2 separate regions of the Homo sapiens genome follow, and region 2 is linked to region 1. A link is an interaction called in ENCODE POLR2A ChIA-PET data of the cell type or tissue named here. Cell type or tissue: Caco-2. All regions are shown on one strand. Each heading gives the region's core, and the rest is flanking DNA. Links, peaks and the distances in the headings are about the cores only.

Region 1 (5,374 bases), core at 90-5,089:
TGATCTGCCTGCCTCGGCCTCCCAAAGTGCTGAGATTCCAGGCATGAGCCACCGCGCCTGGCTCCATACTGTACACTTTGATTTTGGGGGTTTATTTTTATTTTTATTTTTATTTTTATTTTTTTGAGAGAGTCTTACTGTGTCACCCAGGCTGGAGTACAGTGGTGTGATCTCGGCTCACTGCAGCCTTCGCCTCCCACGTTCAAGTGATTCTCCTGCCTCGGCCTCCCAAGTAGCTGGGATTACAGGTGTGTGCCACCACACCCGGCTAATTTTTGTATTTTTAGTAGAGATGGGATTTCACCATGTTGGTCAGGCTAGTCTCGAACTCCTGACCTTGTGATCCACCTGCCTTGGCCTCCCAAAGTGCTAGGATTACAGGCATGAGCCACCACACCCAGCCATACTGTACACTTTGAAAGTGTAGCAGGACGAGTCTCAGACAAAACTCCTCAGACACCAGATTAAAGAAGGAAGAGGTTGTTTTATTCGGCCGGGAGCATCGGCAGACTCGTGTCTTAAGAGCTGAGCTCCCCGAAAAAGAAATTCCTAGCCCTTTTAAGGGCTTACAACTCTAAGGGGTCTACGTGAAAAAGTTATAATAGATCAAGTAAGCATGAGAAACGTGACTGGGGGCTACATACATCAGCTTACAGAACAAAAAGTTTTACAGTGCTTTCTCATACAATGTCTGGAATTTACAGATAACACCAGTAGTTTTGGTCAGGGGTTAATAATATTATTATTATTTTAGCCACCAGGGCCAGGTGGTGGCGCCAAGGTCGTCTAGCTATTTATCTTACTTCTGTTTCTTTCCAACTTTTTGCTTTCTCCCTTTTCTCCTGTCTTATAAACTAGGGAAAAGGGGAGGTTGGGGAGAAACTGAGAAGGCCAACAGGAGAAGTGGTGGCCTCATACCATAAAAGGAGTCACCATGTGCAGTTCACACCTAAGAAGTGGGTAGTTGGGTGTGCCCCCCCACCCCTGTCTTGAGCATACATTGTTTGGAATTCTTCTGCAATTCTAAAGAGAGTTGGAACTCTTGTCCAAAACTTAAAAAAATTAGCCGACTGTTGGGGTTCATGCCCGTAATCCCAGCTATTCAGGAGTCTGAGGTGGGAGGATAGCATGAGCCCAAGAGTTCAAGGCTGCAGTGAGGTATGATGACGCCACAGCACTCCAGCCTAGGAGGCAGAGCGAGACTCTTTGTCAAACAAACAAACAAAAAATAGCCCAGAGAGAGAGTTGTCTCTTCCTGTCCAATTATTAATTTGTCCTATCATTTATTTATATCAGAGTGACCTCATGAATATTTATTTTAAACTTTGGGTGATAATCCAATACTACTTATTTATTTTGTGGCTCAAGCTGTTCCAGGTCTTTTAGTTGGCTCCTGTGCTCCTACCAACAGGTGTGTTGTTTTTGGTTCTTTTTTCTTTTGAGACAGTCTTGCTCAGTCACCCAAGCTGGAGTGCAGTGGTATGAACAAAGCTCCCTACAGCCTTGATTTCCTGGGCTAGAGTGATCCTTCTGCCTCAGCCTTCTGACTAGCTGGGACTACGGGCGTGTGCCACCACTCCCAGCTGATTTTTGTGTTATTAGTAGAGACGGGGTTTCACCATATTGGCCAGGCTGGTCTCGAACTCCTGACCTTGTGATCTGCCCGTCTCAGCCTCCCAAAGTGCTGGGATTACAGGCATGAGCCACTGCTCCCGGCCATGTTGTTTTATCTAATTCAAGGAGAGACAAGAGCCCTGGTGTTCCTTCATTCACCTGAACAGTATCAAAGTGATCCACCTGCCTTGGCCTCCCAAGGTGCTGGGATTACAGGTGTGAGCCATCACGCCTGGTCTGACAATGCTCTTATCTTACATATTTTCTTCCCAGTCCTAGAATTAGCCATTTCTCCAAGGAGCTCTCGTTCTTTTTATTGGAGAATGTTACTAGAAAGTAAGATCTCGCCGGGTGCGGTGGCTCACGCCTGTAATCCCAACGTTTTGGAAGGCCGAGGCGGTGGATCACCGGAGGTCAGGATTTCGAGGCCAGCCTGGCCCACATGGCGAAACCCCGTCTCTACTAAAAACACAAAAATTAGCCGGGCGTGGTGACACGTGCCTGTAATCCCAGCTACTTGGGAGTCTGAGGCACAAGAATCGCTTGAATCCGGGAGGCAGAGGTTGCAGTGAGCCAAGATAGCGCCACTGGACTCCAGCCTGGGCGACAGAGCGAGACTCTGTCTCAAAAAAGAAAAAGAAACAATGAAACACAAAGTTATTCTTAGGCAACACCCCACCAGCATTACTCCCTGTACATTCTGTGGAGCTCTATAAATACACAAAACAAGTCTTTCCTGAAATCTCATCCTTAAGCAAATCTGGGAATGCTAACAGTATTTACTACCCTCTTCTGAGAGGCCCGAGTGACCTTTAGTCAGGGTTCCAGATAGCCTCACTCAAACAGCGCATTTTGGGAAATCTACCACCCATCTTCCCCTCTTTCTATCAGAGCCACCATTTCTTCCAGCAAACTCTTTAGAGGGCTGTCATCGTATTGTCATCATTAAGTATTTTCCACTAAGCTATTAAATAATTGGCCCTGGGAGTATTAATTTCTCACTGTGGAATTCCAAAAACTAAGGAGGATTCCTGGAGAGGAAGGCAACTGAGGGCTGCGGGAGGTGAGGAGGAGGCGTGGACGCCAGGAGTTGTTTTGCTCACACGCCCCGCGGCGTCCCGCCTAGGTGAGCTCCGGACCCTCCCGCCCCACCCCAGCGGGGCTGCTCGACTCCGTCGTGCCCCCTTGGGCTTCCACTGCAGGAATGCAAGGCGGGTAACCTTCAAAGCCAGGTGGAAACGTCCGGTTTGAACCGCACATATGCTAGGGTGGAGAGTGAGAACGAATGCAAAGAGAGGCTAGCGTTGGGGTGGGGCTGCCGGGGCAAAGGGACAGGCCCGGGGGAGGCCCGGGCCGCCACGGTTAGAAAGCATGGAAAGAGCTTAAGTAAAATAGCTGCGTGTCGGCAGGGCGCGGTGGCTCACGCCTGTAATCTCAGCACTTTGGGAGGCCGAGGCGGGCGGATGACCTGAGGTCGGGAGTTCCAGACCAGCCTGACCAACATGGAGCAATCCCTGTCTCTACTAAAAATACAAAATGAGCCGGGCGTGGTGGCGCGTGCCTGTAATCCCAGCTACTGAGAAGGCTGAGGCAGGAGAGTTGCTTGAACCCGGGAGACGGAGGTTGAAGTGAGCCGAGATGGCGCCACTGCACTCCAGCCTGGGCAACAAGATCGAAACTTCATCTCAAAAAACAAAAAAAAAAAAAAGAAAAAAAAAGAAAGAAAAGAAAAATAGCGGGCCGGGCACGGTGGCTCACGCTTATAATCCCAGCACTTTGGGAGGCCGAGGCGGGAGGATTACCTGAGGTCGGGAGTTTGAGACCAGCCTGACCAACATGGAGAAACCCCGTCTCAACTAAAAATACAAAATTATCCGGGTGTGGTGGCGCATGCCTGTAATCCCAGCTACTCAGGAGGCTGAGGCAGGAGAATCGCTTCAACCTGGGAGGCGGAGGTTGCGGTGAGCCGAGATCGTGTCATTGCACTCCAGCCTGGGCAACAATAGCGAAACTCCGTCTCAAAAAAAAAAAAAAAGAAAGAAAAATAGCTGCATGTTGGTAGGGTTTTCCAAAATAGCAGCCCTCATCTTCCCCTTACCAGGCTTTCCCTCTCTGGAATACCATACACACACATACACGCACACACACACATATACATGTGTGTATGTATATATATATGAATTTGTTTCAAAATGGGAGGTCAAAAAAATATATATTTTTGTGACAGGGTCTCTGTGGCCCAGGCTGGAGTGCAATGGTGCAATCATAGCTCACTGCAGCCTTCAACTCCTGGGCTCAAGCCATCCTCCTGCCTCAGTGACCCGTATTGGGTACCCATATCGGGGACCACAGGCCTGTGCCATCAGCCCCAGCTAATTTTTACATTTTTTGGGGGAGACCTTGCCTCGCTTTGTTGTTCAGGCTGGCCTCAAACTCCTGGGCTCGAGAGATCCTCCCACTTCAGCCTCCCAAAGTGCTGGGATTACAGGCCTGAGCCGCCATGGTCGGTCCACTTAAAATACGTTTAAATAAATTTGTTATGCTTACCTCTTGTTAATCTGTCTTCTGTTATAGAAGTGTCAGGTATGAGGCTGGGCACGGTGGCTCACGCCTGTTATCCCAGCACGTTGGGAGGCTGAGGCGGGTGGATCACCTGAGGTCAGGAGTTCGAGACCAGCCTGGCTAACATGGTGAAACCCTGTCTCTACTAAAAAAAATTAGCTGGACATGGTGGCTCATGTCTGTAATCCTAGCTACTCGGGAGGCTGAGGCAAGAGACTCGCTTGAACCTGGGAGGCGGAATTTCTGCTCCCACTTCAGCCTTCAGAGTAGCTGGGACTGTAGGCACGAGCCACCATGCCCAGCTAATGTTTGTATTTTTTGTAGAGACAGGGGTCTCACTATGCTGCCAAGGCTGGTCTTGAACTCCCGGGCTCAAGTGATCTTCCGGCCTCCGCCTCCCAAAGTGCTGGAATTATAGGATTGAACCACCAGGCCCAGCCCTGTTTCCTCTATACACATAACAGATTTTCATAACTGAACTTACGAACTTTTTAAAATTATAACTCTTTACCATGTATCATTAAACACTTAAATAATTTTCATTACTCATCCAGACTCAATGCAATGTTCTTGTGGATTTCCCTATGTTCATTCTTGCTCCCCTTTCCCCTTCTCTTATGTGTTTTACAGCTGATAATTGTTTTCTCCCCCATTTTTTTCTTTTTCTTACTCCCCTCTTTCCTTCCCCACCTTTTTTTTTTTTTTTTTTTTTTTTTTTTTTGATACAGAGTATTGCTCTGTTGCCCAGGCTGAAGTGCAGTGGCCCATCCAGGCTCATTGCAACCTCGCCCTCCCTGGTTCAAGGGATTCTCCCACATCGGCCTCCCAAGGAGCTGGGATTACAGGCACATGCCACCATGCCCCGCTGATTTTTGTATTTTTAGTAGAGATGGGGTTTTGCCACGTTGGCCAGGCTGGTCTCAAACTCCTGGCCTCTCTGTTGGCCTTCCAAAGTGCTAGGATTACAGGCATAAGCCACTGTGCCTGGCCCCTTTACCCCTTTTTCCCCCACTTTTTTAAATTCAAAAAGTTGTATGTGCATATACTATAAAGTAGCACATAGTTCTAAGTTTCTTAAAACAGACACATGTCCCAACTGCCGTCCTCTGTTGCATTTTTCATTTTCTTTTTCCTATAAGCACCCACTTTAAACTTTGGTATGGATGGCTTTTGGGGGGCATTTGTGTATTTCTTTTCT
Region 2 (5,374 bases), core at 1-5,000, 130 kb after region 1:
CGCCTGTAAGGTTAATCAAAGACAACATGGAATTAGCAAAGTGAGAGGCTCCTAACTTCTCCTCTTCTGTACTCATTATTCTGCTCTTCTCCAGGCTTATATCAACTCCTTTTTTGGTCTAACTTTTCTTTTTCACTTTCTTTTCTTTTCTTTCTTTTTTTTTTTTTGAGACAGAGTCTCGCTCTGTTGCCCAGGCTGGAGTGCAGTGGCGCGATCTCCGCTCACTGCAACCTCTGACTCCCAGGTTCAAGCAATTCTCTGCCTCATACTCCCGAGTAGCTGGGATAACAGGCGCCTGCCACCATGCCTGGCTAATTTTTTTGTATTTTAGTAGAGATGGGGTTTCACCATCTTGACCAGGCTGGTCTTTAACTCCTGACCTCATGATCCACCCACCTCGGCCTCCCAAAGTGTTGGGATTGCAGGTGTGAGCCACCACGCCCAGCCCTTTTTTACTTTCTATTATCAGAACGTTTCTAGTTGGGAGCCAGGCATGATGGTGCCCACTGGTAGTCCCAGCTACTCAGGGAGCTGAGGTGTGAGGATTGCTTGAGACTGGGAGGTCGAGGCTATAGTGAGCTATGATTGGGCCACTGCACTCCAGCCTGGGTGACAGAGCAAGACCCTGCTTCTTGGGCAGAGGGAGGGCAGAGGGGGAAGAACATTAGCAAGTAAAATAGGTTGCCTTATCAATTTTTAAATGTGAATTACATTCTTGCATTTCTAGAATATCTAATTGGCAAATTAAAACAGTTCCTTTGTCAGTCATAACTGAAAATATATTCTACCTTCTAAAATAGATTACTAAGCTAGTATAAAATAAGAAGATTCAGTTTTCAGCCAGGCACAGTGGCTCATGCCTGTAAGCTTAGCACTTTAGGAGGCTGAGGTGGGCGGATCACGTAAGGTCAGGAGTTCGAGACTAGCATGGCCAATATGGTGAAACCCCATCTCTACTAAAAATACAAAAATTAGCCGAGCGTGGTGGCGGGCACCTGTAATCCCAGCTACTTGGGAGGCTGAGGCAGGATAATTACTTGAACCCGGGAGGCAGAGGTTGCAGTGAGCTGAGATTGCACCATTGCACTCCAGCCTAGGTGACAAGAGCAAGACTCCATCTCAAAAAAAAAAAAAAAGACGATTCAGTTTTCTTTTTTTGGCCATTATCCACATTTGCCATAGACTAAAGATAATTCCTACCAATCCTGTGTAGAGGTAACAAAAACATTTATATGAGACCCCAGTTTTGTTTTTTTTTTTTTTGAGAAAAGTAATCAACTTTGGACCTTGTAAATTAAGTATGTTCCTGGAAACCCCATAGTTGAGCTTACTAGGGAATAATTCTGAACTATCCCTAACTGGACTGCAAAGGCCAATCACTCACACAGTTCATCTCTTGCACAGCTGGGTGGGAGCTCTCCAGGGTAGTAGAGCTCCAAGCAAGGGCAGTCATATTCGGGGCCAGTTGGGCTAGTTTCCCTTGATTAGAATTCAAGGTGTTCTTATTCAAAGGCATCATCACCTCCCTGCCCTAACTCTCCACACTTGTCCCCAATGCATCTGGTAGAGCCCACTTCCTTGCCCAGTTTCTAGTCAATACCTGCCAAAGCGGTTAACAAAGAGTCCGACGGAAAAGGAGCCGATCATACCCCCGACGGAAAATATGGCCACAGACAAGGACCAGAGATTCGTGAGCAGCACCTCAGAGGGAGGGGCATTTGCCTTGTCCGTCAAAGTTTTATTGATAAATTCCTTTATGATCTGCAAAATAAAAGGTGGGAGGACAGACTATTACAGTTGGATGAGAACAAAAGATACAAATATGCTGGGTGCAGTGGCTCACGCCTGTAATCCCAGCACTTTGGAAGGCCGAGGCGGGTGGATCACCTGAGGTCAGGAGTTGCAGACCAACCTGACCAACATGGTGAAACCCCGTCTCTACTAAAAATACAAAATTAGCCAGTTGTGGTGGCGCATGCCTGTAATCCCAGCTACTCGGGAGGCTGAGGTAGGAGAATCGCTTGAACCCGTGGGGCGGAGTTTGCGATGAGCCGAGATAGCGCCATTGCACTCCGGCCTGGGTGACAGAGCGAGACTACATCTCAAAACAAACAAACAAACAAAACAAATATTAGGGATCATTTCCTCCCTAGAGAATCAAGGGAATAAATAGACGGGAATTGAAGAGGCAGATAACATATTGGAATTAATGTTAACTCTCCCTGGAATAGTAATTTTTCATTTGTCCTGAATATCCCAGTAGGTGGCAGCACTGATGTTCACCCCAGCCCTCTGCTAAGCGAACCTGGCCAGCTTGGTAACTAACCCCTAAGGGATAATACAGGAAGTGTATTACTATAGGGTGAAAGAGTGGGAGGAAGAACAGCACTGCCCAGGGTATAAGGAGTAAATGACCTTTTTCCTTTGATTAAATGACCCCACTAATTTTCCCCACCAATATTGTCTCCATCTTCAGTCTTGGACAGGATAGATACAAAGTTTAATTCCCCTAGTTGGGGGAGGGACCCTCACTAACTGTGTTGCTCAGGATGGTGTTTAACTCCTGGGCTCAAGTGATCTTTAAGCCTCAGCCTCCGGAGTAGCTGGGACTCCAGGCAGGTGCCACCATGCCTGGCCTTAAATTCTGAATTCTTGAAACCCTACTTAAAGGAATAATTTCCCTATTCCAGATTCTAATTCTTGTGGCCTGGCACTCACCGTCTCAGGAGCATTGATGACCCCAGTGTTGTAGCCAAACTGGAAAGAGCCGATTGTAGCAACTGTGATGGCAAAGATCAGAGCTGGGGTGACCTGGAGAGACAGAGGACAGGGAGGAGAGAATAGTCCTTAAAACTTGTAATTGATGACTGTTTCTTATTAATTATGGAGCTGTATTAGGAGAATCTGACCTATGAGTGGTATGAAAAGGACAAACATCAAACGAGATTTAGGTAATTAATCGGGAAGACAAAGTAATAGATTATACTAAAGAACTTATCTGGAGATAAGAATGTGAAGTTAACTTGGTAAAAGTGGAAAAGAAAATTGGAGAAGGAAGAAGTTAAGAGAAACTGGGTTGGTCAGTTTGGAAATATTTAAAAACCTGCATCAGGTGAAGGTAGGCATAGAATTCCACTCACGAACTGGGAGGAAAGAGGACAACACAGCCTTGGGTAGGATTACTAAGAATTGATCATTTTGGAAACAAATACAGTGCAGTCTGATCTGTACCCCAGACTCCACGGAAGCCCAGTGGTGGTGGTAGGGGGAGGTGGTAGTAGTTTGTGTCTTCACTGCTGGGTGGCTCTTTGAGTCTCTTATCTCTCAGGACCATGTAACCTACTGGATCTACTCACTGCATCCTGGCCCCATTTCAGTCTTCTGGTTTATTAAATACTGTTCTGCTATCCCTAACCTAACCCCCGGGTGGGGGAAGAAAGAACACTCGGCTCACTACAAACCTAACAAATAAGACATTTCTGGCCGGGCACGGTGGCTCATGCCTGTCATCCCAGCACTTTGGGAGGCCAAGGCAGGTGGGCCAAGGCAGGTGGATCACCTGAGATCAGGAGTTCGAGACCAGCCTGGCCAACATGGTGAAACCCCATCTCTACTAAAAATACAAAAATTAGCAGGGCATGGTGGGGTGTGCCTGTAATCCCAGCTACTAGGAGGGGCTGAAGCAGGAGGATCGCTTGACCCTGAGAGGCGGAGGTTGCAGTGAGCCGAGACCGTGCCACTGCACTCCAACCTGGGCAACAGAGCAAGACTCTGTCTCAAAAAAAAAAAAAAAGAGAGAGAGAGACATTTCTTAGTGGGGAGAACCAGTCGTCTTCACCTTGCCTGGAATAATTCAGCTGGGCAAGTGGATATTATTTTAGATTTCCACCTTGGGGCAGCTCAATTTCTATACCTGAAGCCATCTTCTATGTCCTTTCCCGCACCCCCACCAATCCCTTCAACCTTTCCTATCTTAAATTCCTTTCCTTTCAGGTCAGACAGGGTAGACCACAGGCTGAAAGCTTCAGTAGAACTGACCTTGCCTGCGGCCTCTCAGATGTCTCAGTCACAACTAAGCATCGATACCCTGGAGGGCCCTGCCAGTACAATGCTCTCTGTTAAATCTTTTTCTTTTTAGTAAAAGTCCTTTCTTTCTCCTCTCATCATTCACTATCTTTGAGAGCCTTTTTTTTTTCATTAGTCTCATAACTTTCCATCCCTTCTCTTATTTTCCTTCATTTTCTTTCTTTTTTGTAGAGATGGGATCTCACTGTATTGCCCAAGGCTGGTCTCAAACTCCCAGCCTCAAGTGATCCTCATGCCTTAGCTCCCAAATGCTGGGATTATTTTTAAAGGTTACAATTGGAATTAAACTGAGTCTTGAGAATCTAAAAAATGTGTTGACCTGGGCACAGTGGCTCACATCTATAATCCCAGCCCTTTGGGAGGTCGAGGCAGAAGGATCACTTGAGCCTAGCAGTTTGAGAGACCAGCCTGGACAACACAGTGAGACCCCTTCTCTCTCTCTTTTTTTTTTTTTTTTGAGACCCCTTCTCTATCAAAAAAAAAAAAAAAATTAGCTGGGTATGGTAATGGCAGGTGCCTATAGACCCAGCTACTTGGGAGGCTGGGGTGGGAGGATCACTTGAGCCCAGGAGATAGAAGCTGCAGTGAGCTATGCAGCCTGGGCAACAGAGTGAGACCCTGCCTCAAAAAAGAAAAAAAAAGTGTGTTGAGCATATTGAGACAAGTGTTCCTTGGGCAAATGGCACCTAGGAGGAACCTGATGCTCAAAAACCAGTTCTGCACTGGGCTGGCCCCCAAAGCAACAGAGATGTCCAAGCTTAGATAGTCCTTCACCCTGGCCACTAGAGAAGAGTTGCTCAATATAACTGTTTGTTGATGTGCTTCGAGAGACTGGTTGGTTGAGCTGGGTCTTCAGTGTACTTTGGGAGGAGCCTGGCTCAGTCACAGTCACAGCTCTGGTGATGAGGCATGAGGGATTAAGTATGTCAGGATGGGCCAGTGAGGCTAGCTGCCCTCAGACACCTATGCTGTGTCATTTGATTCCTTTTGAAATCTTTCTGTAGCTCTATTAAAAAAAAAAAAAAAGAGGAAATGTGAGGTGCGATGGGTAAATTTCAAAACAGAGTAAGTTAGTGAGAATGTTATAAAATTTACACCTACAGCCTGACCAGTATGGTGAAAGCCCGTCTCTACTAAAAATACAAAAATTAGCCAGCCGTGATGGCGTGCGCCTGTAGTCCCAGCTACTCAGGAGACTGAGACAGGAGAATTGCTTGAAACTGGGAGGCAGAGGTTGCAGTCAGCCGAGATTGCGTCACTGCACTCCAGCCTGGGTGCCAGCGAGACT

Evidence for each region. Peaks named below come from ENCODE experiments on the same cell type or tissue, not always from the same donor. Only the 100,000 strongest peaks of a DNase experiment are listed, where the experiment ranks them.
Region 2: POLR2A ChIA-PET joins it to region 1 with 13 read pairs; 4 of 35 experiments call an interaction of 5 or more read pairs at or near these places.

Annotation. Positions count from the first base shown.
Region 1 is chr12:7,703,215-7,708,588 of GRCh38, forward strand. No RefSeq gene overlaps it. Among named protein-coding and RNA genes, the nearest start is that of DPPA3, 5.5 kb to the right of the region's middle. RefSeq lists enhancers at 1,097-1,770, 4,497-5,122. In Caco-2, for the core only: no CTCF peak of the experiment used is centred there; DNase peaks (open chromatin) are centred at 2,357 and 2,817; H3K4me3 peaks cover 1,003 bases.
Region 2 is chr12:7,830,004-7,835,377 of GRCh38, forward strand. It overlaps SLC2A14 (solute carrier family 2 member 14), which reads right to left. Exons shown (of 11, transcript NM_001286234.2): 3 at 2,719-2,811; 4 at 1,601-1,761; 5 at 1-3. Among named protein-coding and RNA genes, the nearest start is that of SLC2A14, 40 kb to the right of the region's middle. RefSeq lists an enhancer at 3,686-4,186. In Caco-2, for the core only: a CTCF peak has its summit at 2,285 (motif pointing right); DNase peaks (open chromatin) are centred at 2,298, 4,010 and 4,948.